Linked DNA regions of Homo sapiens: region 2 is linked to region 1. The links are chromatin contacts, found by Hi-C or POLR2A ChIA-PET in ENCODE. All regions are on one chromosome and are shown on one strand. The core of a region is the stretch at or near the end of the contact, and the rest is flanking DNA. Distances in the headings are between cores, read along the strand shown. Region 1 holds the start of VPS26C (VPS26 endosomal protein sorting factor C). Region 2 has its middle 12 kb from the start of KCNJ15.

Region 1 (3,373 bases), core at 421-2,920:
CAGAGCGAGACTCCGTCTCAACAACAAAACAAAACAAAAAAACCAAGTATACAATGTTGATACATGTGTTTCTTTTCCTGTTTCTCTGCAGTGTCTACTGAGATTGATTTTTTACCACTTGAAAATGATGGGTGAGTCTAGCGGAAAGGGATCCACTTCTTGAATTCAAATAGACTAGACTGTGATTTTCAAGTCCCTAATGAATTGTTCTAAAATCGCTGAGTTTTGAATTGCCAGGAAAACATTGAAGACAGAGACCAAAGCCCTGAGGGCAGAGAGGAGCTGCAAACCAAGACCTGAATATTTGAAAATACCATTTATTAACCTTCAAATGCAATTGTAGCTGCAGCACCATCACTGCTGGCCTGTAAAACATTTTATATTCTTAAGAGGGAGGCATTCGTGATACTAATTCTTTTTACAGATAGTTTCTGATGTTATCCCAAAAGCAATGCACTTTAAAAAATAATGATCAGAATCAAAGAATTTAAACAAAAAGCAAAGAATTTAAACAAAAAGCACTTTTCACCGCATTATTTAATTAAATCATTTGTCAAAATGAAATTTGACCTTCTGCTTATTGGCAAAATCCTCATTTATAACATTTACAAGAGATTTTAACTCAATAAACGAAGTACGTTAACAGTGCACTGCCCTGCCCTGCAGTAACGCCCCCCACCCCCACAAACTGTATCTGGGGTCAGCTGTTGCTGGGAATAAAAATAATAGGCAGATTCACTCCAGCTTTCAGTCTTTCATTTGCAACCAATCTCCAAGCCCCAGAGCCTGGGGGCCGTGCCTTTCCACCCTTCACGCGGGGCGCACGGATCTGAATATTTAACACCCGGTTCCAGGACACGCGCCTGGGGAACACCCACAATCCCTCGCGGCCCGCGGAGCCCGGCTGGCGGGTGACCCAGCGCCCGCGGCTCCGAGAGGAGCGAGGTCACCCGGCGCTTCCCGAGACCTTGGCCCTAGGCCCAGCTGGCGCTGGGACGCGAGGCAACCGAGCCGCCGGCCAATCAGCGCTTTGCAGGACTAGCACGCAGGGGCCGCACCCCTGAGGGTGACCGGAACCGCTCCCGCGGGAAGGGCAGGGTGCGGCGCCTGGCCGCAGACAGACAAGGGGGCGCCGGCTCTTCAGAACCCCAGGGAGAAAGCGGTGGAGGGCTAGAGTTGAGGAGACTAAGGACATTTGAGGAGGGCAGGCATTACCAAGTTAAAACCTCCTGAAAGACAACTCCATTGGGCGACCGTCTGCGCCGCACAGCCTGACGGGAGCGTCATCCTTCCTGCGCAGGCTGCAACCGACAGACAGGCTCGGCTCCGCCTCCAGCCGCGGGGCACGCGGGGAGAGCCGTTCCTCCCTCCCTCCGCTAACCCGGACAGCAAAGGAGCATTTCCGGCGTAAGACTGTCCCTACGGAAGGGGTGGGGCTAGCTTGGCCCCGTCTTTCACGCCCAGAGGGGGCGGGGTGAACCGTGACAGCGCTTCGGCCCGCACTAAGGCCGGCTCTTGTGCCGGAAGGAGGAAGGCGTGGGCATTCGCCCCTCGGAGCTAGGGAGTGTGTGCGACGCCGCTGCGAGGTCACGTGAGCCACTGCCGGCAGAGAGGGAAAGGGGCGGGGCCCAGAACGAAGCGGGGAGGCGCCCCTTGTTTCCCTGGGGTCACGCGCAGCCGGAAGTGGCGGCTGCTGCGGAGAATTGGAGATGGGGACCGCCCTGGACATCAAGATTAAAAGAGCGAATAAAGTTTATCACGCCGGGGTAAGTGGGGGCTGGGGGTGGGGATGGAGGTGGGGTTGGGCGGGTCTGCAGGTTCCGCTGTCTCCATCGCTCTGCGCACGTCCCGCGTCCCTAGGCGGGGCAGGGCTGTCCCGCCAGGTGCGTCTCCGCCAAGGTGGGTGCGTTCCCGCCAGGTGCGTCCCCGCCAGGTGCTTCCCGCGCGAGGCTGGCTGCCCTGCGAGGAGGCCCCAGGGCAGGCGCCGCCGCCGCATCTGCGGGACGTGCAGGGCAGGCGCCCAGCTCCGGGGCTGCGCTCTTCCCATCTGGCCCCTTGAACACCCGGCGGTGTTGGGTTCTCAGGCTTGAGCTCCCTCAGTGAGCGCTGAGGGCGGAGGAGTTGACGACCAAACTCCCCTTTCCCTCTCTCCTAAGGTGACCGCAAAGGTCTAATGAACGAAAGCTAAAACAAACCTTGGAAGCAGAAATGGGTATGTCTGGCGGCAGCATATATTAGATGGTAGTCACTTTTAACAACATACTAACATACTACGAAAGTTACTGCTTTTTCTGGTTTTATTCTTCGACTGACACAAAGGAATGGCTATTAAAATGCAAGTATAAAAAAGTAAAATCTTGACTATGCCATTAACAGGTTTTGTGACATTGGCCAGTCATTTAACCTCCTTGGGCCTCAGTGTCCTTATTTGCAAATGAGGGTGTTGTAAGGTTCCTCTAACTCGGGGAATCTCAACCCTTACTCTACATCAGAATCAGTCATCCTGGAGAATTTTAAAATATGATTGCTTGGGTTCCACTCCCAGCGATACCGGTGATATATGTGCAGCTAGGGTTGAAATCACAGCCCCAACACTCTTTGGAATAAAATTGATCGCAGTGGTTGGTCATATTAATGCAAAGTAATCTCAAAAGGGACAGAATTTCAGACAAAGGTCTTGGATGGATGCTAAAACTTTTGGGCAAAAGACAACTAGGGAAGCCTGCTCTTATTTACACAAGCTCAAATGGTCATCCCCTTGATGGTTAATTACAAAGGGAAAAATCTGGCCCGCGCGGTGGCTCACGCTTGTATTACCAGCACTTTGGGAGGCCGAGGCGGGCGGATCACCTGAGGTCAGGAGTTCGAGACCAGCCTGGCCAACATGGTGAAACCTGGTCTCTACTAAAAATACAAAAATTAACCGGGCGTGGTGGCGGACGCCTCTAATCCAAGCTACCAGGGAGGCTGAGGCAGAAAAATCGCTGGAACCCGGGAGGCGGAGGCTGCAGTGAGACGAGATTGTGCCACTGCACTCCAGCCTGGGCAACAGAGTGAGACCCCGTCTCAAAAAAAAAAAAAAAAAAAAAAAAAGAGAAAAAGCTACCTTTATAATGGAGAAATCTGGTAGTCACACTCCTCTAGCCAAGCACAACAATGAACACCACTTCACCATCACAACTAATGAGACGACTGACATTCGGTACCCCTTGGCATGATGCACAGAGAAGGCCACAACTCACCTATGTAGTATTCCTGCCAAAAATGTTTAATCCGTATCAGTTCATAAGGAAACAATAAGGAATATCCAAATTGAAGGGCATTCTGTGAAACAAGTAGCGTGGATTCTTCGGAAATATCAGTGTCAAAAAAT
Region 2 (3,373 bases), core at 598-3,097, 980 kb before region 1:
CTTAAAATTCAAGCTCAGTGTAACTTCTAACTTTGAAAGTTTCCTGTCAGAAGGGCTAAGTTCAAGTGTGGTTCTCAATATGCATTTATTCTATTATGAACAGTAAATCCCTGATGTTAAATTTGCAGAGTGAGATTGGTATTACCAGTCTGATAGATAAGCAGGTAAATAACAGCTCCCTTTAACCCACACACACACTCCTCATACCAGCCAGGTGCAAGTATTGTGGTAATAATGCAGACTAATGTAAAACATAATTTACCATCTAAAGATTATGTTGAAATTCTGCTTCCTTTGTAATATGTTCCTCTTTTTTAAAAATTAAAATCAAGCATTGGAGAGATTCAGACTTTGTCTGTGTTTTTAACACTAATCTTAACTAGCATTTTTAAAATGTTACCTCCAGGTCACTGTAACTCATCTCTTGAAGACCCCAAGCAGATAGTAGGGAATATAGAAATATTTGCATCCTTCACATTAGCTGCAACGAACTCAAAGCAAATCAAAAGCAGCCTCAGAATTCTTTTGGCCTGCATTCCACAGAAAGATTCTTCCAAAAGTTAATCTTCATCATATAGGCCAACAGTAACCAATACTCCTGGATCTGATTGAAATTGGCAACACGCAAAAAACTCTAGTGAGCTTAGAGCTTTAAGAAAAATCAAGACTTCTTCAGTGGGCATTATTCTTATTCCTAAGCCATTATCCAAAACAGCAAAGAAACCAGACCCTAGCCTAGATACATGATTCGTTTTAGCTCTGATGATAACAGCTGCTATTTGTTGAAGGTTTGCTGTGGATCAGGAATTAGATTTAAATGCCTTATGTCTACCGTGTCATTTAATTATTAATTTATTCTTATAGCATATTGACTATCATATCAACAAATCAGAGTATGTAAGACAGGTATTATTCTTCTTACTTTATAAATGATAAAACTAAGTCTTGAATTAAGTCACTTGCCCAAGGTCAAATAGTTGGTGAACTGAGAAGCAGAAATTCAAATCTTGATCTCACTTCACAGGCCTCACCTTGAATCACTGTACTGGACAGCCACCTCTGAATTCAGTCTTTGTGGGTGGTCTCAGGGTTAACTGGGCTGAACTAATGGTTCACACCACAAAAAAGGCAAAAATGGCCAAAAATGAACATGTGTCAGGCAAAGTTCTGTTTGATTTCCAGCTGTAAACACCTTTCATTCTCTTTCTCCTTCCTTCCTTTCTCTTTCTCTCTCTTTCTTTCTTTCCTTTCCTTCTTTCTTTCTTCCCTTTCCTTCTTTCTTTCTTCTTTCCTTTCTCTGTCTCTCTTTCCCTTCCCTTCCTTCCTCTCTCCTTCCTTCCCTCCTTTCTTTCTTTCTCTCTCTCTCTTTCTTTCTTTCTTTTCTTTCTTTGTTATTATAAATGGAATTACTTATAAGGATCTCGTATCCTGGTTTCAGATACAGTCTTATGAAGAGGTTCCCAGCTGAAGAGATTGGAAGGCAGATGGTAGCCCTCCTTTTTTCTTTCCAGTAGTATTTTTAGTGTCATGATGTAATGAAGTAAAGCAGTGGCCTCAACCCTGACCACATATTAGAATCACCCAGAAAGAATCACTCATTTTTTTTTTTAATGTCCAAGAGATTCTGATTTCATTGGTCTGGGGTGGGGCCTGGACATCAATGTTGTTTGTAAGATCCTGAGATGACTGGAATGAAGCCAGGCTGAGAATCAGGCATATGGCCACACAGAGAGGACTTTGGGAATAGAACCAGGATGCGGTAAACTCCGACGTAGAATCCAGGTCTCCAGCCCCGCCTTGCCTTCCCCTGAGCCTCTCTCTCTGACTTCCTTCTGTTTGTAGACCCTGTGATGACGGCGCCTGTAGAAACCTTCTGTGGTCATGGAGGTGTCTGTGCCATTTCCTGCACATCATGAATGAGTCACTAGCCCCTAAAGAGCATCTTAGACCGACAATACCCATGTGTTAACTAGCTCAGGATGTGTCCAATTCCTTTAGCTGATCCTTTGGTCAGCTCCAAGGCCACAATCTGGTTCGTTGATTACATCTTATTAGAAAGAAAAGAGATTCAGAGTACCTGCTGGTAGTCATTCATTCTGCAGATAATACTGTAAAAATTACAAGACTAACTACCAGCATCTCATTAGCAGCAGTTCTCCCCTCCCAGGGCTTGGGAGGAGACAAGGTTTTCCAGGGGTGAAAAGATGTTCCCCTCCCCAACTTACTTGAGTCCTTGAATCCTAGGGTGTGCAGGGACTAAGATGGAACCAGAGATAATGATGTTTTTGGCATGGTTAGGACTTGCTCAGTTCTGCCGGAGGAGGCAGTTGGAGACTGGAGGTACTCTTAGTGTCCTCTCCTGTCAGGCACTTCAATAGCTCTCCCAGAGATAAACCCACTCCAGATCAGATAAGGGCACTGCCTGGATGAAATAGAAAGCACTCCCAGGAGATGCGGAAGTTAGTTTGGTAACAGCCAGGTGAGGAAAGACAATAGATCTATATTCTGATCTTAAGGTCCAATTCAGGTCAGGTTTCTGCACCAAGCCTGGGATGTGTCGTGGTCCCTGCTTCCCTGGTATTTTTAGAGCTTGAACTAAGACACCAAAGTCCACCTCTTGGTCCTAAGTTGTATACAGACCTGGGAGAGAGAGAAGGAGGTACAATCTGGCTTACGTTACACAAAACACATCAAATCTGGTACAATTCTTTCTTTCCCTCTTCTAGACTTTGGTGGGTTCGAAACCAGTTTAACCACAAAAAGCAGTCACTAGCGGCTTTGTCTCAGGTTCAGTTTGTATAAACAAGATAGTCACAAAGACAAAAAAAAAATTAATAGGAGAAATAAAAAGACGGTTACATTTCTTAAGTGGGTCAAGCCTTATATAATCTAAAAATGAAATAAAGACCCAAGCTTGAGGGTCACTTAGCAAATCTTTATTCATATAACAAATGGCCAACAATAGAAATGAAACTTAAATGATCTCATGTAACTTACTCAGAAACACAGTGGAAACAAAGAGTTCGTTTTTAGAAAATGGTTATTTTATGACAATAACCGTCTAGTGCTGGGCCAGCAAACTATAGCTCCCAGGTCAAATGCAGCCTGTCATTTGTTTTTTGCAAATAAAGTTTCATTTCAAGACAGCCATGCCCATTTGTTCACAAATTGTTTATGGCTGTTTTCAGGCTAAAATGGCAGAGTTGCAGAGTTGTGATAAAGAAATATAGGCTGGGCATGGTGGCTCACGCCTATAATCCCAGCACTTTGGAAGGCCGAGGCGGGCAGATCACCTGAGGTCAGGAGCTCGAGACCAGCCTGGCCAACATGACAAAACCCCGTCTTTACTAAAAATACAAAAATTAGCAGGGCA

What was found. A loop is a pair of places that touch in the nucleus more often than their neighbours do. ChIA-PET counts read pairs that join two places held with the same protein, here RNA polymerase II (POLR2A). Pooled maps may share reads with other maps.
Region 2: a pooled map shows a loop between it and region 1 (8-fold over the local background). The contact joins the enhancer-like site here to the promoter of VPS26C in region 1. A Hi-C loop is called at or near these places in 1 of 37 single-sample maps with no recorded cell type and 7 of 50 pooled maps. POLR2A ChIA-PET finds 5 or more read pairs at or near these places in 1 of 52 experiments (Panc1).

The regions. Positions count from the first base shown.
Region 1 is chr21:37,265,631-37,269,003 of GRCh38, reverse strand. VPS26C (VPS26 endosomal protein sorting factor C) reads left to right here and starts at 1,670. Exons shown (of 8, transcript NM_006052.2): 1 at 1,670-1,766. The coding sequence starts at 1,710. RefSeq lists silencers at 865-1,024, 1,765-2,074 and an enhancer at 1,565-1,624.
Region 2 is chr21:38,243,578-38,246,950 of GRCh38, reverse strand. It overlaps a transcript of KCNJ15 not described here. Among named protein-coding and RNA genes, the nearest start is that of KCNJ15, 12 kb to the left of the region's middle. RefSeq lists enhancers at 1,617-1,666, 1,747-1,826. Within about 2 kb of position 1,847, at least 3 of the 41 ENCODE cell types and tissues checked have a DNase peak (open chromatin) inside an H3K27ac peak, as active enhancers do.